2 separate regions of the Homo sapiens genome follow, and region 1 is linked to region 2. The links are chromatin loops, found by intact Hi-C in ENCODE. Cell type or tissue: ovary. All regions are shown on one strand. Each heading gives the region's core, and the rest is flanking DNA. Links, peaks and the distances in the headings are about the cores only.

Evidence for each region. Peaks named below come from ENCODE experiments on the same cell type or tissue, not always from the same donor. Only the 100,000 strongest peaks of a DNase experiment are listed, where the experiment ranks them.
Region 1: it touches region 2 in a loop (4-fold over the local background); 2 of 110 quality-filtered maps call a loop at or near these places.

What each region holds. Positions count from the first base shown.
Region 1 is chr21:45,650,023-45,662,180 of GRCh38, reverse strand. All of the region lies in intron 1 of PCBP3 (poly(rC) binding protein 3), which reads right to left. Among named protein-coding and RNA genes, the nearest start is that of PCBP3, 12 kb to the right of the region's middle. In ovary, for the core only: no CTCF peak of the experiment used is centred there; no DNase peak of the experiment used is centred there.
Region 2 is chr21:45,786,007-45,798,164 of GRCh38, reverse strand. All of the region lies in intron 4 of PCBP3 (poly(rC) binding protein 3), which reads right to left. Among named protein-coding and RNA genes, the nearest start is that of PCBP3-AS1, 44 kb to the left of the region's middle. In ovary, for the core only: no CTCF peak of the experiment used is centred there; no DNase peak of the experiment used is centred there.

The sequences.
Region 1 (12,158 bases), core at 1,440-9,439, 140 kb after region 2:
AACCGAGATCAACAATAACAAAAATAGACAAATGGGACTTAATAATAACTTAAAAGTGTCTACACAGCAAAAATAATCATCAACAGAGTGAAGAGACAACCTGCAGAATGGGAGAAATATCTGCAAACTATACATCCAACAAAAGACTAATATCCAGGATCTACAAGAAACTCAAACAACTCGACAAGAAAAAAAAATAACCCCATTAAAAGTAAGCAAACATGAACAGGCATTTTTCAAAAGATATACAAATGGCCAAAAAACATTTGAAAAAGTGCTCAACATCACTAATCACCAGAGAAATGCAAATTAAAACAACAATGAGATATCATCTTACAACACTCAGAATGGCTATTATTAAAAAGTCAAAAAATGACAGATGTTGGCAAGTATGCAGAGAAAAGGAACACAAATGTAAATTAGTACAATCTCTATGGAAAACAGTGTGGAGATTTCTCAAAGAACTAAAAATAGAAATAGAACTACCATTTGATCTGGCAATCCCACTACTGGCTATCTACCCAAAGGAAAAGAAATCACTGTATCAAAAAGATGCTTGTACTCGTATGTTATTACAGCACTATTCATGATAGAAAGATATGGAACCAACCTAAGTATCCATCAACAGCTGACTGGATAAAGAAAATGTAGTATACATATACCAAAAAATACTACTAAGCCACATAAAAAAATGAAATCATGTCCTTTGCAGCAACATGGATAGAAATGGAGGCCATTATCTTAAGTGAAATAATTCAGAAAGTCAAATACCATATATTCTCACTTACGAGAGAATATGGGAGCTAAGTAATATATACACATGGACACACAGAATGTAATAATAGACACCAGATATTTGGAAAGGTGGGAGGGTGAGAGGGGGTGGGGAATGAGAAATTACCTAATGGTTAAAATGTACACTATTCAGGTGATGCTTATACTAAAAGCCTAGACTTCACCAGCATGCAATATATGCATGTAATAAAACTGTACTTGTTCCCTCTAAATCTATTTTTAAATTGAAAAATAAAAATTATTAAAAACAAAACTGTAACAAGTACAGATAACTGTAAAAGCCAGTAATTACAAATCTGTGTTGAAGTGAACAGAATGTACAAGATATATATATATATTTTTTTTGAGATGGAGTTTTCCTTTGTCTCCTAGGCTGTAGTGCAATGGTGCAATCTCAGCTCACTGCAACCTCTGCCTCCTGGGTTCAAGCAATTCTCCTGTCTCAGCCTCCCTAGTAGCTGCAATTACAGGCATGCACCACCACTCCCGGCTAATTTTTGTTATTTTTTAGTAAAGACGGGGTTTCACCATGTTGGCCAGGCTGGTCTCGAACTCCTGACCTCAAGTGATCTGTCCGCGTCGGCCTCCCAAAGTGTTGGGCTTACAGGTGTGAGCCACCATGCCCAGCAAGATGTACTTTGTATGACAATAACAGCACAAAGGAAGAAGGAGGGAATGGAGATATACAGAAGCAAAGTTTCTGTATACTAGTGAAATTAGACTGGTACTAATCCAAACTAAACTGTTACAAATTGCCAGTAGTAAGACCCCAAGTAACCCCTAAGAAAATAAAAAATAGTAAAATAAATGAAAATATCTATTTAACACAAAGTCAGTAATGGAGTAATAGAAAATTCAAAAAGACATTGCATAGAGAAAACAAGAAGCAAAATGGCTGGCATAAATTTCACCTTGTCAAAATTGCATTAAATGTAAATGGATTAAACATTCCAATATAAGCACAGAAATTGTCTAAATGGATTTTTTAATGATTCAGTTATATGTAGTATACAAGAAAGACACTTAAATACAACGAACAAATAAGTTAAAAGCATGGAAAAATATATACAATGCAAACAGTAACCAAAGGAGAGCTTGAATGGCTATATTAACATCAGAAAAAAACGGTCTTTAATACAAAAATTGTTATTACAGACAAAGAATATTTTATAACTATAAAAAGGTCAATTCATCAAGAAGCTCTAACAATTATATACATATATATACATATATATATGTGTGTGTGTATACATATAAAATAAAGCCCCAGAATGCATGAAACAAAAAATTAAGAGAAAAAAGGGAGAATCAGACAGTTCAACAGTAACAGTTGGAAACTTCAAAAGTCCGTTTTCAATACAGGATGGAATGCAAGACAGAAAATCAGAAAGAAAACAAAAGATTTAAACAATACTAATAAACTAATTAGACCTAGCAGACATTTATAGAATTCTCCATTCAAAAAGCAGAAAACACATTATTCTCAAATACACATGGAACATTCTCTAGAACAGACCAGGTGTTAGCCAAGAAAATAAGTCCCAAAATTTTAAAGGATTGAAGTAATATAAAATATGTTCCCCAACCACAAGGGAAAAAAATAGAAATCAGTAACAGATAAAAATTTAAGAAATTCAAAAGTTTGTGGAAATTTAACAATACACTGCTAAATAACCAGAGTCAAGGGAGAAACCACAAGGGAAATTAGAAAATACTTTGAGATCATTAAAAATGAGGCCAGGCACAGTGGCTAACGCCTGTAATCCCAGCACTTTGGGAGGCCATAGCGGGAGGACTGCTTGAGCCCAGGAGTTCGAGACCAGTCTGAGCAACATGACAAGACACTGTGTCTCACAAAAAATTAAAAAATTAGCCAGGTGTAGGGGAATGCACCTATAGTCCCACCTACTCAGGAGGATGAGGTGGGAAGATCGTTTGAGCTCAGGAGACTCAAAGTTGAGGCTGCAGTGAGTTGTGATGGCACCAATGCACTTTAGCCTGGGTGTCAGACCAAGGCCCTGTCTCAAAAAAAAAAAAAAAAAAAAAAAGGAAAGTAAAAGAAAGCACAACATATCAAAACTTATGAAAGGCAGTAAAAGCAGTTCTTACAAAATTATAGCTGTAAACACCTATGTTAAAAGAGAAATATCTCAAATCAATAACCTAACGTTCTACCTTAAGAAATCAGAAAAAGAGCCAACTAAACCTTTGCAAGTGGAAGAAAGAAAAAAACAAATATTCGAGCAAAAATGAAACAGAAAATAGAAAAACAACAATGAAACCAAAGTTTTTTTTTTAAAAAAAGACCAATGAAACTGACAAACTTTTATCTAGAATGACCAAGAAAAAAAGAGGGAAGACTCAATTTACTAAAATCAGAAAGAAAACTACCAACCTTACAGAAATAAAAGGACTATAAAGAAATATTATGAACAACTGATGGCCAATAAATTAGATAACCTAGGTGAAATTCACAAATTCCTAGAAAGACAGAAACTATCAAAACTTAAAAAACAGTACATCTGAAAAAAACCTAAAACAAGTAAAGATATTCAGTATTTTAAAAATTTCCCACAAGGAAAAATTAGAAACAGATGGCTTCACTATTAAATTCTATCAAACATTTAAAGAATGAACACCAATCCTTCACAAGGAGAAACGGACACTTGCCAACTCATTCTATAAGGCCAGTATTACCCTAATACCAAAACCAGACAAAGAGATCACAAGAAAACTATAGATTAACATGTCTTAAGAATACAAACTTAAAAATCCTTAACAAGGCTGGGTGTGGCGGCTCATGTCTGTAATCCCAGCATTTTGGGATGCCAGGGCAGGCAGAGCACTTGAGGTCAGGAGTTCAAGACCAGCCTGGCCAACATGGTAAGACCCTGTCTCAACTAAAAATTCAAAAATTAGCCATGCATGGTGGCACGCACCTGTCATCCCAGCTACTCAGGAGGCTGAGGCAGGAGAGTCGCTTGACTCCAGGAGGCAGAGGCTGCAGTGAGCTGAGATCGCACCTCTGCACTCCAGCCTGGGTGACAAAGTGAGACTCCATCTCAAAAAATCCTCAACAAAACACTTGCAAAACCGAATCCACCAATATATAAAAAGGATTATATGCCATGACAAGTGGGATTTATCTAGGGAATTCAAAGTTGGCTCAACATACAAAACTGAATCAATGTAATACATGACATTAATATAATAAAGGACAAAAATAACAGTATAGATGCAGGAAAAGCATCTGACAACATTCAACACGCTTTCATGATAATAACACTCAACAAAATAGGGATAGAAGGGAAATTCCTCAACCTAATTAAGGGCATCTATAAAAATTCACAGCTACCTATACTTACTGGTGAGAGGCTAAAAGCTTTCCCCCTAAGATAAGGAACAAACAATGATGTCCACCCTTGCCACAACAATTAAACATTGTGTTAAAGCTTATAACCAGGGCAATTACATGAGAAAAATTTTAAAAAGGCATGCAGATTAGAAGCAAAGAATTAAAAGTATCTATATCTGCAGATAATATAATCTTGCATATAAAAAATCCTCAGGAATCCACTAAAAAACTATTATAGCTACTAAATCCTATGCTCATGGATTGGAAAACTTAATATTGTTAACCTGACAATACTCCCCGAATTATCTACAGATTCAATTAATCCCCATCAAAATTCTACCTGCCTTTTTTTTTTTCCAGAAAGTGACAAACCAAACCTAAAAATCATATGAAAATGCAAGGGACCAGGAATAACCAAAATAAATAAAAAGACCAAAGTTGAAGGACTCACACTTTCCAATCTTAAAACTTACTACAAAGCTACAATAATCAAGACTGTGTGCTGCTGGCATAGAGAGAGACATATAGGTCCATGGAATAGAGTTGAGAGTTCAGAAATAAACCCATATTTTATGGTCAACTGAGTTTTGACAGAAGTGCTAAGGCCATTCAATAGGTAGTCTTTTGAACAAATGGTACTAGGACTAGACAGCCACAGGCAGAAGAATGAAGTTAAACTCCTCCTTCATACCATAGACAAAAATTAACTCAAAACGCACCAAAGACCTAAATTTCAGAGCTAAAACTATAAAACCCTTAGAATAAAACGGAGGTGTAAATCTTTGTGACCTAGGATTAAGCAATGTCTTAAATATGACAAAGCACAAGCAACAAAAGAAAAAAATAGATAAATGCAGTATTACCAAAATAAAAATCATTTGTGCATCAAAGGATACTATCAAGAAAATGAGGCTGGGCACGGTAGTTCACACCTGTAATCCCAGCACTTTGGGAGGCCGAGGCAGGTGGATCACGAGGTCAGGAGAGCGAGACCATCCTGGCTAACACGGTGAAACCCTGTCTCTACTAAAAATACAAAAAATTAGCCAGGCGCAGTGGCGGGCACCTGTAGTCCCAGCTACTCGGGAGGCTGAGGCAGGAGAATGGCATGAACCTGGGAGGCAGAGCTTGCAGTGAGCCGAGGTTGCGCCACTGCACTCTAGCCTAGGCGACAGAGCAAAACTCTGTCTCAAGAAAGAAAGAAAAGAAAATGAAAAGACTACTCACAGTTGGAGGGAAAATATTTGCAAATCATATACCTGATAAGGGACTAACATACAGAATACATAAAGAACACTTACAACTCAGCGATAAAAAGACAATCCAGTTTTTAAATGGGCAAAGGATTTATTTATTTTTGTTTTTGTTTTCAGCTATTTTTTTTAATTTATTATACTTTAAGTTCTGGAATACATGTGCAGAACGTGCAGGTTTGTTACACAGGTATACACATGCCACGGTGGTTTGCTGCACCCATCAACCCGTCATCTACATTAGGTAGTTCTCCTAATGCTATCCCTCCCCTAGGCCCCCACCACCGACAGGCCCTGGTGTATGATGTTCCCCTCCCTGTGTCCATGTGTTCTCATTGTTCAACTCCCACTTATGAGTGAGAACATGCGGTGTTTGGTTTTCTGTTCTTGTGTTAGTTTGCTGAGAATGATGGTTTCCAGCTTCATCCATGTCCCTGCAAAGGATATGAACTCATCCTTTTTTATGGCTGCATAGTATTCCATGGTGTATATGTGCCACATTTTCTTTATCCAGTCTATCACTGATGGGCATTTGGGTGGGTTCCAAGTCTTTGCTATCGTGAACAATGCTGCAATAAACATATGCATGCATGTGTATTTACAGTAGAATGATTTATAATCCTTTGGGTATATACCCAGTAATGGGATTGCTGGGTCAAATGGTATTTCTGGTTCTAGATCCTTGAGAAATCGCCACACTGTCTTCCACAATGGTTGAACTAATTTATACTCCCACCAAAAGTGTAAAAGCTTTCCTATTTCTCCACATCCTCTCCAGCATCTGTTGTTTCCTGACTTTTTAAGGATTGCCATTCAAACTGGTGTGAGACGGTATCTCATTGTGGTTTTCATTTGCATTTCTCTAATGACCAGTTATGATGAGCATTTTTTCATGTGTCTGTTGGCTGCATAAATGTCTTCTTCTGTTCATATGCCTTGCCCACTTTTTGATGGGTTTTTTTTTCTTGAAAATTTGTTTAAGTACTTTGTAGGCTCTGGATATTAGACCGTTGTCAGATGGATAGATTGTAAAGACGTTCTCCCATTCTGTAGGTTGCCTGTTCACTCTGATGATAGTTTCTTTTGCTGTGCAGAAGCTCTTTAGTTTAATTAGATCCCATTTGTTAATTTTGGCTTCTGTTGCCATTGCTTTTGGTGTTTTAGTCATGAAGTCTTGGGCAAAGGATTTAAATAGCCATTTCTCCAAAGAAAAAACAAAAAGGGCCAATAAGCAGTACATAAAAAGGGCTGAATACCATCAGTCACTACAGAAATGCTAATTTATACCACAATATCTACTACTTCCCACCCACTACATGGCTATAATCAAAAAACTGGAAAATAACAAGTGTTTGAGAGAATAGAATGTGCAGAAATTGGAACCCTCATAAATTACTGATGGGAATATAAAATGGTGCAGCATTTTACATTCCAAATTGTTTGGAATTTTACATTGCCAAATTGTTTCCCGAAGATGTTGCAGCATCTTCGGGAAACAATTTGGCAGTTATTCAAAAAGTTAAACAGAGTTACTGTATGACTCAGCAATTCTACTTCTAGTGTAAACCAAGACAAGTGAAAACATATATTCATATGAAAACTCGTACTACTGTTCATAGCATGTTGTTCATAACAGCCAAAAAACAACCGAAATGTCTATCTACTGATGAATGGATAAACAAAATGCCATATATCGATACAACTGAATATTAGCCACAAAAAGGAATGAAATACTGATACATACTACAACATGGATAAAGCTTGAAAATGTTATGCAAAGTGAAAGAAGCCAGACACAAAAGGCCACATACTATATAATTCCACTCATATGAAATTTCCATAATGGGCAAATTCTTAGAGATGAAAACTAAATTCACAGTTGCCAGGGCCTTTGGGGAGGAAGAAACAGGTAGTTACTGTGTATGAGGTTTCTTTTTAAAGTGAAGAAAATGTTCTGGAATTATGTAGTAATGACAGTTGCATGACCTTGAAAATACACCAAAAAACACTCAATTGTAAACTTTAAAAGGGTGAATTTTATAGTGTGTGAATTATATCCCACAAAACGTTTAAGTAAATTGAAAGAATTTGTTAAAAGATGAAATAAAAATATTTTTAGATTAAAAAATATGTAATGTTGGCCAGGCGCGGTGGCTCACGCCTATAATCCCAGCACTTTGGGAGGCCAAGGTGGGCAGATCACGAGGTCAAGAGATTGAGACCATCCTAGCCAACATCGTGAAATCCTGTCTCTACTAAAAATACAAAAATTAGCTGGGCGTGGTGGCGTGCACCTGTAGTCCCAGCTACTGGGAAGGCTGAGGCAGGAGAATCACTTGAACCTGGGAGGTGGAGGCTGCAGTGAGCTGAGATCACGTCACTGCACTCCAGCCTGGCAACAGAGCAAGACTCCATCTCAAAAAAAAAAAAAAAAAAAAATGCAATGTCTACATCAGCTGACCTGCAATAAAGGAATTTCTAAAGAGGGCCCTTTGGGCAGAAATGAAATCATCCCAGAATAAGTTAGAAATGCCAGGGAGCAATGAAGAGCAAAGAAAAGACAAGTATCTGAATAAATCTAAATGAACACTAACTGTTAATATTACTGTTAATACAATACTGTTAATGTTACCAGTAATAATACTATTAATACCAATATTGTTAATATAATACCGTTAATATTAATTTATTTCACTGAATTTAAAAAGAATATATAGAATTAAAGTGCATAATAATAAGCACATATGAATCTGGAGGGGGGTCATAGAGTTCAAGTCTTCTAAGAAACTATGATCTGTCTAGGAGAAAGATAAAGGTATAACTACATTATCTGGATAAGTTAGTAACAATTTACACAATAACCACTAAAAGAACAAAAAATAGGACAATCTCCAAACTACTGGAGAAGGTGGAAAAATGGAATGATTTTTTCAAAAAATCACATTATCAGATTAAAATAATGCAAGAAAAGAGAGAAAAATAAACACAGAAAATGTAGGACAAGACAAATACATAATAGAATCGTAAATTTAAACCCAAATAGATCAGTAATTACATTTAATGTAAATGAACTGTTCCAATTAAAAGACAAAGACTGTCAGATTGAATGAAAAAAATATCTAACTATACTCTTTGCAAGAGACATACCTAAAGCATAAAACTATAGTAAGGTTGAGAATAAGATAAAAAACAAAGATAGTATGTAAATATGAGCCTAAAACATCTAGCATGGCTATGTTAATATTAACATCAGACATACCATATCATAAAGTCAAATATTAATTACTAGATATAAAGAGAACCAGTCATAATAATTAAAGTCTCCATTCATCAGGAAGACCTAATAGTTTTAAATCTGTGTGGCCCTGACAACACAGTCTCAAAAATTTATACATAAAAACTGGCAGAACTGCTAGAAAAAATAAGACAAATCCATAATCATCATGAAATTGTGTAATTATCTCAGTAATGAATATAACAACCAAAAAAAACTAGTAAGAAAGCAGATGTAACATGCTTACCAACTCAGCTAAACAGAATATTTAGTATAGTACATTGAACCCAATTATTTCCAGGCACATAGGAATATCTGAGAAAACTTACATACCATATTCTGGGCTACAAGGCAAATCAGCATATTTCAAAGGATTAAAATCATAGAAAGCAGGATCTTTGGGCAATATAATTTTGCTGAAGAATAATAAAACAAGAAAATATGCATATGTTTAGAAATGTTTAAACGTTCTTCTAAATTACCTAGGAATCCAAGAAAAAACCATAATGGAAATTAGAAAGCATAACAAACAATAATGAAAATGCCTTAGATCAAACTTTGTATGATGTAGTTGAGGCATTGTTTACAAGAAAATATATCACTTTAAACACACATATTAGAAAAAAAGGAAAAGCTGCAAATTAATAAATTAAGCATTCATCTCAGATTAGAAAAGAGAACAGCTATAAGAAAGGAAAATTACAAGCCAATTTCACTCACAGGCACAAATGCAAAAACTCCAAACAAAATATTAGTCATCAGGGCGGGCGTGGTGGCTCACACCTATAATCCCAGCACTGTGGGAGGCCGAGGCGGGCAGATCACCTGAGGTCAGGAGTTTGAGACCAGCCTGGCCAACATGGTGAAACCCCGTCTCTACTAAAAAATACAAAAATTAGCCAGGCGTGGTGGAACGTGCCTGTAATCCCAGCTACTCTGGAGCCTGAGGCATGAAGAACTGCTTGAACCCGGAAAGAGGAGGTTGCAGTGAGCCAAGATCATGCCACTGCACTCCAACCTGGGCAACAGAGCAAGACTCCGTCTCAAAAAAAAAAAAAAAAGCCATCAGAATCCAGTCACATATTTTAAGAATAAGCTGGCATGATCAAGTTATGTTTAAATAGTAGTCATCTGTGGGTAGTAGAATTATCAAGATTTTATTCTGCTTTTTATGCTAATCTTTCCTTTAGAAATTTTCTACACAAACATCCATTACTTTAGGGACCAGGAAAAATATTTTTGAATTAATCATTAATATTCTGATCTCTCATCTTTTTGAGATCAACTAATTAATAAATGGCAAGAAGAAAAGAACAAGGGCTGGCTCAGAACAGCCATTCTGTCTGAATAATATAAGGATACAAGGCTTTATTTGTCTCAGTGTCTCTACTGGGTTGACTGAGAACAAAGAAAGGGTGAATAGGAGTAGAAAAGGATTTACAAAGATAGGAATGTGATAATAGCAATTTGTAGGCTTTTCCCCAAACATTAAAGGAGCGATCTCATACACAAATGCGTCTATAAATAGAATCCATATTGCACTTTAATGAATAATTTAAAACCACTCTGCAAACAGGGTTAAGAAAACAGGAACCTAGATGCTCAAAAATCAATAGTTCTGTCCTATCCCAACCTGGTGAGTTACAGAAACAGATGTCTAAGTCTTACATTATTTTTTAGAAATGTTGGAAAATAGATGGTTAGGTAGAAAAGGACTTAAAAACATTTACAACCTTTGAGCTAATAGTTCTACCTTTAGAAATTTAGAAGCAATCAGTGATACGCACAATGATTTTTGTATAGGATATTTTTCAAAGCATTATTTATCATGATGAGTATTTTAAAGCAACATAAATGTCTAGCTATAGGGAAATGGTTCAATAAACTGGGACACTCTTTGGAATAGTATGCAGCCATTTGAAATCATATTTTAGAAGAACACATTATGAGACAAGGAAATGCTCATGATCTAGTAAAAGGAAAAATATTGGTTCAAAAAACATACTTTGGAATGAATCCCAACTTTAGGATATGCATATCATACATAAATACAAGTAGGAAAAAACACTGAATATCCTTTTGTGCTAAGATTAAGGATAATGTTGATCTTCTACTTTATAATTTTCTGTTTCTTCCAATTTTTCTACACAAAACATTTGTATTACTTTTATAAATAGAAAAAACGTTGTATAAAAGAAAATAAATAATAAGCTGGTTACCTTAAATAGAGTCGAACACCCTTCATCAACCCAAATCCACTTCTAAGGGGAGGTCAGTAGAGATCAGTACATCAGTTTTCTATTGCCACATAACAAGCTATCACAAATTTAACACCTTAAACCAATATGTATTTAATATCTCACAGTTTCTGTGAGTCACGAATTTAAGCAGGCTTAACTGGGTCCTCTGCTTAGGGTCTCACAAAGCTGCATTCAAAGTGTTTGCCAGGCTGTGTTCTCACCTGAAGCCTTGACGGGAAGAATCTGTTCCCACGCTCACTCAAGATTATTGACAAAATTTGTTTCCTTGTGCTATTGGACTGAGTGCCCCCTGCTTCCAGGATGAGGAAGATTCTACCACCCCGCCCCATCTGAAATTAGGTATGGCCAGAATGACTCCTTCTGGCCAATGAAATGTGAGCAGAATGGACTAGCGACCCTTCCAAAGTGATTAATTGCTACTGCAAGTGTCTCCATATTTAAAAAGGTCCAGATCCAGACCATTTAAGAATCGATTTTGCCAAATTTCCAGGAAATAAAAATTCCTCCCTTTCCAAAACTATGACATTTGGGAGGCCAAGATGGGAGAATTTCTTGAGCCCAGGAGTTGAAGACCAGCCTGGGCAACATAGCAAGACCCTTATTCTACAAAAAGAAAATTTAAAAATTATCTGAGCATGGTGGTTTGCGCCTATAATCCCAGCTAATCAAGAAGTTAAGGCAAGAAGATCACTCGAGTCCAGGACTTCAAGGCTGCAGTAGGATATGATAGCACCACTACACTCTAGCCTGGGTGACAGAGAGAGTCCCTGTCTCTAAAAAAAAGAAAGAAATTATTACAAAGATGATGAAGTATCATGTTGATACCAAATCTGAATAAGGGTGATACAAGAAAAGATTATCACTGGTCAACACCTCTTATGAATATATATGCCAAAATCCCAAATATTTGCATATTGGGTCCAATAATTTAGGCTGGAGTGCAGAGGCATGATCACAGTTCATTGCAGCTTCAACCTCCCAGCCTTAAGTGATCCTTCAACCTCAGTCCCCCAAGTAGCTAGGACTACAGATGCATGCCACCATGCCCGGCTAATTTTTTTTCTTTGGTTTTTTTTTTTGTAAAAATGGGGTCTCACTATATTTCCCAGTCTGGTTTTGAACTCCTGCGCTCAAATGATCCTCCAGCCTCAGCCTCTCAGTGTTGGGATTACAAGTGTGAGCCACCACACCTGGCCTGGTAATATTTTTTAATGTAGTAC
Region 2 (12,158 bases), core at 1,512-9,511:
ATGCATTCGTCCATCCATGCATTCACTCTCTATGGATACATGCATCTGTCCATCCACGTATTCACTCTCTCTAAGGATCCATGCATTCATCCACATGCACATCCATTCACTCTCTCTACGGATCCATGCATTCATCCATGTACGCATCCATTCACTCTCTCTACAGATCCATGCGTTCATCCATGTACACATCCATTCACTCTCTCTATGGATCCATGCATTCATCCATGTAGGCATCCATTCACTCTCTCTATGGATCCATGCACTCATCCATCCATGCATTCACTCTCTCTATGGATCCATGCATTCGTCCATCCATGCATTCACTCTCTATGGATACATGCATCTGTCCATCCACGTATTCACTCTCTCTAAGGATCCATGCATTCATCCACATGCACATCCATTCACTCTCTCTATGGATCCACGCACTCGTCCATCCATGCATTCACTCTCTGTGGATCCATGCACTCGTCCATCTATGCATTCACTCTCCCTATGGATCCATGCACTTATCCATCCATGCATTCACTCTCTGTGGATTCATGCATTCATCCATCCATGCATTCATCCATCCATGCACACAATCACTCTCTCTATGGATCCATGCATCTGTCCATCCATGCATTCAGTCTCTACGGATCCATGTACTCATCTATCCATGCATTACACTCTCTCTATGGATCCATGCACTCGTCTATCCATGCATTCACTCTCTGTGGATCCATGCACTCGTCCATCCACGCATTCACTCTCTCTACAGATCCACGCACTCAACTATCCATGCATTCACTCTCTGTGGATCCATGCACTTGTCCATCCATGCATTCACTCTCTCTATGGACCTATGCACTCGTCCATCCACGCATTCACTCTCTGTGGATCCATGCATTCGTCCATCCATGCATTCATCCATCCATGCACACATTCACTTTCTTTATGGATTCATGCATCCATCCATCTAGCATTCACATTCACTTTCTCTACGGATCCATACATCTGTCCATCCACATATTTACTATCTCTGTAGGCCCATACACCACGCTCTTTCACCCCAAATACTGTACCATGTGTTTCCCCAAAACAACATCCAGATAACCACAGTGCAATGATCAAAATCAGAACATGAGCACTGAGCCAGTATTACCACCTAATTCTCGGCTGATTCTCCATGGCCTGTCCCCAGACACATTACAAATTCATTGATTAAGCCCTCGTATTTAAACTTTATATAAAAATAACACAAGAGGGCCTTCAAGAGCTATGTAATTAGAAATGCTATTATAAATCATGCTTCCATTCTAAGAGGTTTGGGAAACAAATTTCACACAATTCAAACCCCATACAAAGTTTTTTAAAAGACAAAAGAAAATAAGAAACTAAATAACATCTTTACTGACAATAAACACACCATAAAAACATGCTAACAAAAAAGACAAAAACCATAATCAAGTATTTGTTAATTGCCTAAAAGGCATTAATGGTGCAAAAGGTGAAAAAATACAAATCAGAATTAGAAAAACTAAACAACTGAGGTCACAGAACTAGAAAATATGTGGGAATAGAAAGAAAAATATTTCAAAAATAAAGATGAAATTAGAAGACACAAAAAGACCAAATAAACACAACAGACAAAAAATGGAAACTTTAAAAAATTTTTAAAAAAGCAATGAAAAGAATTCAAGAGAAGTGATACATACAGAAGACAGACAAGGAAGTGCAAACACATGTGAACAGCATCCCAAAGAGGAAACTGAGGCAGGAGACACAGCAAAACCTCCAAACCAAATTGTAAAAAGCTCTTCCTAAATGAAAATAAAAACAGTTAAAACTAAGTGCAGGTTGGATTTAATTTTCTAACACTTTACTTATGATTGCACATCTGTTTTCTGAGGGTACAGTTACCTATAGATTTTTTTTTAACAATTCTTGCACAATTTCTACATGACAATATTGCTGAGCTCATCAGATGACTTGGAGAAGTTTTGTTGTTTCTGTACACCAGCATGGTTTATAGACCTCACACATGACCCTCCCTTTGGGACATGCTGAAACCCACCTGCAGAGGGGATCGTCAGGTGGTGTGAGAGTGCAGCCCTCTGACTGGCGTTTTCAATCACTCTCACAATTACGGGTCTTTTCAGACTCATTACATACATTGAGGCAGTTTCGTTGATTTACATCTTTGTAGAAAACTGTTCACTTAGATTTCCAAATTTCTTTGCACAGAGGCTGTAAACAGCAGTCTCTTAGAGTGTTAACAGCTTCCTACCTGCAGTGGTATCTATTTTCCTGTTTCCCAAGTTTTAAGGTTTCACACCTTCTCTTTCTTGATCGAAGTGGCTAACAGTTTAAGTATTTTATTGATTCTTTTTCAGAATTTATTGCACCAAGCAATAAGTTTCCATGCTCTACTGTATTAACCTCTATTTTATCTTCATTCATTTTTCCTACTTTATCTTGAATTGGTTTTAAGTCTTTCTCTAACCTTTAGAGTCATATGGCCAGTTCATTCATTGTAAATGTTTCTGGTTTTCTGACATTTTCTTCTGAGAATTGCTTTTGTGGCATCCCTCATGTTTGACGTGCAACATTCTCTCACTTTCATTACTTTTTAATCAGTATGCTTTATTTAAAGGCATTCCAAAATTCCCAAGTATATAATGACGCCTGGGTTACTTTTGGCTATCATTTTGTGTTTTTTTCCACTTTTACTGCACTTTATGATTTCTGCTTTTGAAAATTAAGATTTTCTATAAAATCAAATACATGGCAGAGATATTTGTGAATGGTCCTGGAGAGAGAGAGAGAAGGTAAAGAAAAGAAAGGAAAGGGGAAAAAAAAAAAAAGAAAAAGAAGAAGACAAGTGTCCTCTGTGTCCCCTTCCAAAAAGAGAGTGGGTTATGAATGCTATTCAAATTCCTCGTAAACATACGGACATTCTGGTCCCTTTGATTTGTCAATTGAAATTTCCCATTATGGTACTGAATTAATCCATCTCTTATTCTTAGAATTTCTTTCTACATAAATTTCACAGCTATGTAATTATGTACATAAAAGTTCACAATGATCGTATCTTCTTAGAGGATTATAAACGTGAAGTATCTTTGTCCCATTTAATGCCTTTCATCTTTTTCACGAAAATGTCGTTGCTGGTCTGCTTTCTAGTGGCTGGCATTGCTCAGTGCCCTTCCCATTAACAAATTCTCTGTTTCTAGGTCCTTTTTTTTTTTTTTGAGACAGAGTCTGGCTCTGTCGCCCGGGCTGGAGTGCAGTGGCGCAATCTCGGCTCACTGCAAGCTCCGCCTCCCGGGTTCACGCCATTCTCCTGCCTCAGCCTCCCAAGTAGCTGGGACTACAGGCACCTGCCACCACGCCCGGCTCATTCTGTGTATTTTTAGTAGAGATGGGGTTTCACTGTGTTAGCCAGGCTGGTCTCGAACTCCTAACCTTGTGATCCGCCCACCTCGGCCTCCCAAAGTGCTGGGATTACAGGCGTGAGCCATTGCACCCGGCCTCTGGGTCATTTTTAAGACAATCTGAGGTCTGCCTTTTAATAGAGAAATCTAACCTCATATTTGAATTAATGTCTTGCCTTATATATTTTCTATGATTTCAAATGTTTTCCATTCTACTCCACCTTTTGGTGAATTGATGAGGTTTTCTTCGTTCTGAAAATTTTCCTGTTCAAGATGTGAAGTCATGCATCTGTCCCTATTCCTCAGGGAGCTCCTATTTACTTAATTTTAGAGGTGGGGTCTCATTCTGTCACCTGGGCTGGAGTGCAGAGGCACGGTCTTGGCTTGCTATAGCCCCAAACTCCTCGGCTCAAGCGATAATCCCACCTCAGCCTCTGGAGTAGCTGGGACTACATGCACGCACCACTACATCCAGCTAATTTGTAAATTTTCTGTAGAGCCAGGGTTCCTTGTAAATCATTTACAATGGTTCCTTGTAAATCATTAATCCATTTAAGCCTTCATTTCTATACTACGGGCGTGAGTAGCATCTATAAATTTCCCCTGAAAAAAACCCTGAAGTTTAGTAAGCTTTCATTTTTCTCCTTCTCATCATTATACAGATACATATGCTTGAGATTTTTATTTCAAATAGTATTTTAATTTGCATACCAATATACACCAACAGTGATTTAGACTAGTACATGTTACACTGGATGCTTTCCTCTCCATTATTTGTGGAATCAAAACTTGTTTTCTTTCATAGATAGTTGTCTTTTTTTTAGTTTTGTCAGGGTATTAGGGATGAGGCTGGTAACCTCTGAGTCCTTCACTATCTGAAGACACTTTTCCTTTGCCCTTCAATTTGAATTCTAGTCTGTCTGTGTCTACAATTCCAGGTTTGAAATCATTTTTCCCGAGTATTTTGAAGATACTGTTCTAATTAAATCTAGAGTACAGTTTCTCATTGAGAAGTCTGATGCCAATCACCAGCCAGAGCTTTGCAGGGGCTATCGCCTCCCGTCTCCTCCTGCAGAGCCCCTGTGGAGTCTCCGCTGTCCACAGTATCTGAAACTCGGTCCTCACAGGTCCTGGCAGCCATGTTTTCCCCGCGCCCACTCAATACTGGTCAGTCCTGTGATGCGCTCTGTGCTCGGGGAGACGATCTTCTAGGATGTCTCCATTATCTTCCCCTCAATATTCTCTCTTTCCTGGTCCTCAGACTCCTGTTAAACAGAATATGGAGCTTCTCAGCATCGCGCTTGGCCTCAGCTTTTCCTCTCGCTCTCCCCGCCTGTCAGTCCTGGAGCTCTGCATCAGCGAGTCCTGGACTCGCTGGTCCTCGGTCTGTGCTCGGGAATAGCTCTCGGTTTTTGACGTCTGAGTGCGGTAACAGTTCTGGGTCTGCGTTCTCAATAGTCCGTGGCTATGCAACTCTTCATGCTGCCCATTCTGTGAGTCCTGCTTTCCTGGCTGTGCCACTTTGACCGTCTACTCTTCAAGGCCTTTGGCACTCCCTTTGAAGGAGCCGTGTGTCTGACCGAGTCTCCGTCCGGAAGGCGGCCCCACGTCTTCTTTCTGCTGTGCTTGCTGCTGCTTTCTCCTGCTGCTGGTTTCCCTCCAGCGTGCTGTGGTTCCCAGCTTGTTGGCAGTTTTGCTTTAGAGAGGCTTGGTTTGCTCATCCTGGATACTGTTCCTGTCTACTTTGGTCAGCCTCGGGTGTTGCAGCAGGGAGAAGGAGGGGTGTCTTTGGACTGCATGTGACAATGTTTCATCTCCTGGAAGTGGCTCCCTGTCCCTCACTGGAGTTGGTGGCTGGCCCCGACACAACTTCTGACTGCCTGGGCCCAAAGCCGGGGGGTTTGAGGGGGATACCTGGCTCTGCTCCTCTGAGTAAGTGCTGCCAGCCAGCCCTCTCCAACTCCCTGAGTCCATTAATCTGCGCTGAGCGTCCTAACTTCCACTCTTCTCTGCATTAGGCCTGTCTGCATGTCTTCTGTGGTGATGTGATTCCACAAACATCGCCTGTTTCTCTCTCTTAATAATCAATCAAGACATCTGGTCCTCTGACTGCAGTCATCCCTGTCTCCTAGCACATCATGAATTTCTGTTGTTGCTGCTGTTTCAAAATTTCTGTCTTTTCTGGAGATTCTGGTTCAGGGTGTCAGTAGATGACTGTTCTCAGGTGACCATCCTGTTACAATCACCAGAAGACTGACTTGTGCTGTCTTTTTTAAAAAAGAAAACTCTATTTAAGTTTTCTTTCCACAGACAATAGATAAGCTAACCTCTTATCCCAGAGGGGCTTCCTGGGAGGGCCCCCACCTTCTCTGCACCTTCATCACTGCCAGACGCTGGCCTCGGTGGGCCAGCCAGACCCTCCACTGAGCCCGCCCCTCCTGGCATCCCAAGGCTGCCCCAGCGGTTCTCTTGCCCTTGCCGCAGCTCTGCGGGTTGCTGCCACCTGCACAGAGACAAGCTACTGTTTCTCCCACTTTCAAATAAAGGCTGGAAACACAATTTTTAAAGTTCTAGTTGGTAAGATTAATCTCAACACAGTAGCCTGGAGCCCCGGGCCTCGCCTCCAACTGCTTCACAGCCTGGCCCTGCGAAGGGTGGCCCTGCAGTGGCCTGGGCCAGGTGGGCTTGCAGTCGGCTTGCCTTGAGGTCCCAGCACAGAGAAAATGGGAGAAGCAGGACTCACACCCAAGCGACTGGAGCAAGGAAAGGAAAGGCTGTCAGCCTGAGGGCGGGCACTGCCCTAAGGATGGGGACTGGGCATGAGGCCCAGCTCCTGAGTGCAGCTCAGGGCTGGAAATGAACTGCATCCTTGCTTTCAGGAGCAGGACCTAACTACATAGTTGCTTTAGGATTATTTAAGCCTTACCCTGCAATTTCTCTGTTGTCTGTAATTACCCTGTGCCACGACCTAACACTTGCTGTGCAGTCAGTCAAGCGGTTGGCAGTTACCAGGGAAACCAAGTAGTACTATTCTCTAAGCTGAAGAGGTAGTTGTATTTTAAAATTTTTTCTTAGTTGTATTCTACTTCGACAGAAATTAACTTATGACTGCCACCAACTGGAAAAAGAAAGTTGTTGGCGGCCACCTGCCTTCCGGCTGTTGCACACCTCCCTCGCGAGCTTCTCTCCTTCCCTAGCCCAGATCACGCCGCGAGACCATCGTCTCCTCTCTGCCTTTGTGTCTGGCTACCCGCTTGGTTCCTTGTCCTTGCTTGACAAAAGCCACACCCTATTAAAGTCTCACTCTCTGTCAATTCCGTGCCTAGACTCTGGAGCTGCACACAACTGGAGAACACAAACGACTCAGTGTACACCAGACCAGACCACAGGCAGGCCACACACACCAGTGACCACACTCACTCCCTGGGCTGGCCATGCTCCCAGCCTTCCAAATTCTACCGCACAAACCTTACACTGACCCATATGAAACTGCCTTTTATCGTACATCAAAAACATATAAATATGCATATCTCATACCGATTCCTGTCTTCAAAACTCCCCCTTCCCACGCTGGGCTGACGACCAACACAGCCTTGTTGTGAGGGGCTTCCTGGGATGGACCCCACCATCTCTGCACCTTCGCCACTGCAAGATGCTGGCCTCGGTGGGCCAGCCAGCCCCTCTACTGAGCCCACCCCCATCCTGGGCATCCCAAGGCTGCCCCAGTGGTTCTCCTGCCCTTGTGAGAGCTCTGCTGGTTGCTGTGACCTACACAGAAACAACCTACTGTTTCTTCCACTCTCAAAACTGGCTTCCTTCCCCCTACTACTCTCTTTTCCTTTGTAGTAAAACTCTTCAAAACTCCACCTTGCTGCCCCAGCCCCTCTGCTGTCCTTCTCCCTCTCCAGAGCACCCCACTTTTGCTTTTGTTGCCCGCCAAGTCTAAAACTGCTCAAGACCCCCAAGGACCTGTGTGAGCTCTGGTGGCTCATTCCTGGCTCTCCCCTTACCCCACCTGTCCACAGGATTGAGACTATCTCTCCTCTCCTGATGAGGCACTGCCCTCAGCTTTTGCGTCTCCTGGGTCCCTCGCTGGCCACTTAGGCTCAGACTCTGCTTGTTCCTCCACTGCATCCCAGCCTGCCAAGGCAGGGGCGCCCCAGGCCTGGGTCCTTGCTCCTCTTCTCTCCACAGACGCCCCCGGATGACCCATGCCATTTCCGGCATAAAACATCATGGAGGGACCAATCAGGCACAAGTCCACAGGCACAAGTCCACCTCTCCTGGGTCTCTCTATCCAACTGTGTGCTCACTGCTCTGCCTGAATGGCACGGCGTCCCACCTTGGCTGCCCTCGATGCAAGTGCTGGACACAACTTCGTCCTTCCTGCTAATCGGGCCTAGAGCCCCGCAGTCACCTCACCTCCCCTGTCCCACAAGTACTTCCTCCACTCTGTTTGAAGGTCCTACCTTCAAAACGGATCCTGAATCTGACCCTCTCATGACGTCCTCGGGACCACCTCTCACCTGGGTCCAGGTGAAGCCTCCTCACCAGTCTCTGCTTCCCCACTGGATCCCCTGAGAGACTATTCTTTTTCTTTTTTTTTGAGACGGAGTCTCACTCAGTCGCCCAAGCTGGAGTGCAGTGGCGAGATCTCGGCTCACTGCAAGCTCCGCCTCCCGGGTTCACGCCATTCTCCTGCCTCAGCCTCCCGCGTAGCTGGGATTACAGGCGCACGCCACCACACCTGGCTATTTTTTTTGTATTTTTAGTAGAGACGGGGTTTCACCGTGTCAGCCAGGATGGTCTCCATCTCCTGACCTCGTGATCCGCCCGTCTCGGCCTCCCAAAGTGGTGGGATTACAGGCGTGAGCCACTGCGCCCGGCCGAGAGACTATTCTCTACCCAGACACCAGAGCGATTTGGCGAGAACCTAACTCGGCCCAGGTCCCTCCCCTGCTTAAGACAAGAAGCACTGGCATGTCCCACCTCTGCTTAAGACAAGAAGCACTGGCTCCCACTCACAGCAAAAGCTCTTAGGACGCCACAGGACCACAAATGACCTGCTCCTCACCTCCTGGAACTCAGCCCCTGATGCTCTCCCTTGCTCGCTCTGCTCCGGCCACACTGGCCCCGGGTTGTCCTCCACCTTAAAGCCTTCGTGCTGGGGACTCCTCTGCCCGGATTGCTCCTCATCCATGGCTCACACCCTCATCTTTCCTTTAACATCACCTTCTTAATAAGGCCAACCTTGACGGCCCTATTGAACACTGGCAACCCCCAACTGCATGTATGTATGCACACATGTGTACACATACACACATGAAAAGACACGATCACAAACACATGCACACACTCGTGCACTCATAGGCACACAAGCACATGTACACATGCACCCACTCATGCACACATGAACTCACATGCACACACTCACCCTCGCACACATGCGGGTACACTACGTGCACAATCACACACATACATGCAATCACACACACACGTGCACACACTATGTATGCACAAACATGCATGCACATTTGCATGTGCAGACACACACATGCACACGCACGTGTGCACACACATTCACTCCTGACCTCTGCTTCATGCCCCCTTCCTTGATCTGCTGAGCATGCCATCTCATTTTCTCAGGTATGAAGTACACACAGGACGGCCAGCTCTGGGGACACAGCCATTGATGTGCACTCACTGTGTTCTAAGCCCAGGACAGAGCAGGGCACAGAGCATGTATTTGGTTACTGTTGGCTGAATAAGTCTGTTGGATCTGGACAGCAATTCAATTCTTCCAGCCTCATTTAGAATTATTGCTAAAACCATTTCTAATTCTGAAATGTGTCATTAGCTCCACTGTGTTTCTAACCTGAGGAGAACTGCCCTGTGACTGGTGAGTCATTAACATTCTGCATAGATGAAAAGTTGACAGTCACCACATACTCCAGATCATGTTGTTTAAGAAATACAACTTTTTTTTCTCATTCCACTACAAATTACCCTGTAAAAGGAAATAGACATGAAGCAGGTCAGCATCTGAGAGGCCGTTAGCATCGTCTCTGAGGGGCCCTCGTGGCGGCCCACAGTGAGTGAGGTCAATGGGAGTCGGGTGCAGTTCAGGGTTAAGAACCTCAAGAGAACGGTCAAGCAAAGGGAGCAACCAGAAGTCAGGATCGGCCCCGTGGGGTGGGAAAAAAGAGGGCAGGGCGTGGGCTGAGGTAGGTCAGCCGACAGCACTGAGGTTGGGGACAGGCAGACATGGGGGCGAAGCTGGGCAGGGCAGGCAGGGTCACAGGTGAGCCATCATCTGGAACAGAACGGGGCCGGGCAGGCAGGTCACCAGCAGGGGTAGACGAGAGTACCTGGGAGTGTCTCCTTCTCCCGGCCTGGGGCCGCCTGTCCTGCCAGCCCACCTGCTCCCCGAGGGTGACACACTGTCCATCTACCAAAAAGCAAGGGAGAAGTATCACGTTACCTGACGAACTTGGCAGGACCCATGCCAGGCACGCCGCCCACACCCTGCGTGACCCTCCCCATCCCTCACCCATCTGACTGTGGGGGGTTCACAGGACACCTTGTTACTTGAATTCAGTACTGCATCCTCCAGAAATGGTCAGACACGATTCTACAGGTCACAGCATGTCCCAGTAAGGAGACACCAGCTGTTCCTGGCTATGCCCTCCTGTCAACTCCTGACAACTGGTGCCCACCTTGCAACTGTAGGTGCCCCCATCTTCCCCCGTAGGTCTCCCCAGTCTCTCCCCGCCTTTGCTATAGTCTGCTAAAAAGTTACCCTTTACTTGCAGGTAGCATTACCTGAGCTATACCTCAAAGCCTGATCTCTTTAGTAAGGCTTTCAACTTTTCCTGTTGCAACAGTCCACATCCTCAGTTATAGCAGAAATACCTTTTTAAAAATCTGGTAACACATTTGTGAAGCGTCAAAGGTGCCTGGCATGCTACAGACCCCAACCAAACTCTACTGTCTAGTGGAGCAAAGTGACGGAGAAGCAAGGCCCTACCCTGTGGACAGCCATTAGCCCTAGCCTGGGATGTCCCCCACTGCTGTGTGGGCAGGAATGCCAGTGACCACCAGGGCCCAAGCAGGGGGACTCGCTTTGTTCCCTGGAGGCCCCACCATATAATTTAGGCAGCAAGGAAACACTTCCAAAAAACTCGGATGAGGCCAGGCACAGCGGCTTACACCTGTAATCCCAGCACTGTGGGGGGCCAGGGCGGAAGGATCACTTGAGCTACGGCTGGTCTGGAGTTTGAGACCAGCATGGGCAACACAGGGAGACCTAGTCTCTATTTAAAAAAAAAAAAAAATTAGCCAGGTGTGGTGACACGCGCCTGTAGTCCCAGCTACTCAGGAGGCTGGGGTGGAAGGATCACTTGGGCCCAGGAAGTTGAGGATGCAGTGAGCTATGATCACGCCATTGCACTCCAGCCTGGGCAACAGAGCAAGACCCTGTCTCAAACAAAACGAAACTCAGATGAAACGTCAAGATCCAGCTGTTATCCTAATGAATTACGTTCCAGAAACAGGCACTGATTATGAACACATGCAAAATCTTAAAAAGGAGGCGAAACTATTTTCAAGCATTTTATGATTTCCAAGAACGTTCAGGCTTATTACAATATACCTAGTATTTACCAGATTAAAAAGCAGGCACTATTATGATTTTTATAGATGAGGATCAGGCTCAGAGAGGGAAGCAGTTGGGAAGGGTCAACAGCTGGAAATTCTTTATGCAGAGTTGCAGCACGGGCCCTTTCCATCCCAGCAGGCTGCACGCCGCTAGGGGACCCACGGACTCTCATGGAAGGAGGCAGGAGACAGGTTCTAATAATTTCTTCAGAGGGTGTGGGTGAATTCAGGACACACTGCTATTTACAGCATTTTAATGACTATTATTCTGTGTTCCTAGGAGCAGTCATGGTGCCAGAACATTCCTGCTGTGCAGGCACCCCCAAATTGCAGGTGAATTACTTCACATCATGTCTCAGGTTTCCCAATTACTAAACAACAGGAACATACCATGAGTTGGAACGAACGTAGCAATATATGTAATTCTCTTACTAACAATAATGACTTAAAATTATTTGTGGCTTAGGTGGTTTTCATAACTCTTCAAAATGATACTTAAGACCAGGCGCGGTGCCTCACACCTATAATCCCAGCACTTTGGGAGGCCAAAGCAGGCAGATTACCCGAGATCAGGAGTTCGAGACCAGCCTGGGAAACGTGGTGAAACCCCATCTCTACTAAAAATACAAAAATTAGCCAGGCACATTGGTGGGCGCCTATAATCCCAGCTACTCGGGAGGCTGAGGGAGGAGAATCGCTTGAACCCAGGAGGTAGAGGCTGCAATGAGCTGAGATTGTGCCATTGCACTCCAGCCTGGGCAACAAGAGCAAAACTCCATCTCAAAAAGAAAAAAAAAAAAGATACTTAAATATAAAGAGTAAAAATGTCAACAATGGAAAACAAGACTCTCTCCTGTTATGCAGAGCTCACTGGCACTATTTTTTTTTTTTGAAACTTTTTATTTTTTTTGGAAACTTTTTACTTTGATATGATTTATTTATTTATTTATTTATTTTTTTATTGATCATTCTTGGGTGTTTCTCGCAGAGGGGGATTTGGCAGGGTCACAGGACAATAGTGGAGGGAAGGTCAGCAGATAAACAAGTGAACAAAGGTCTCTGGTTTTCCTAGGCAGAGGACCC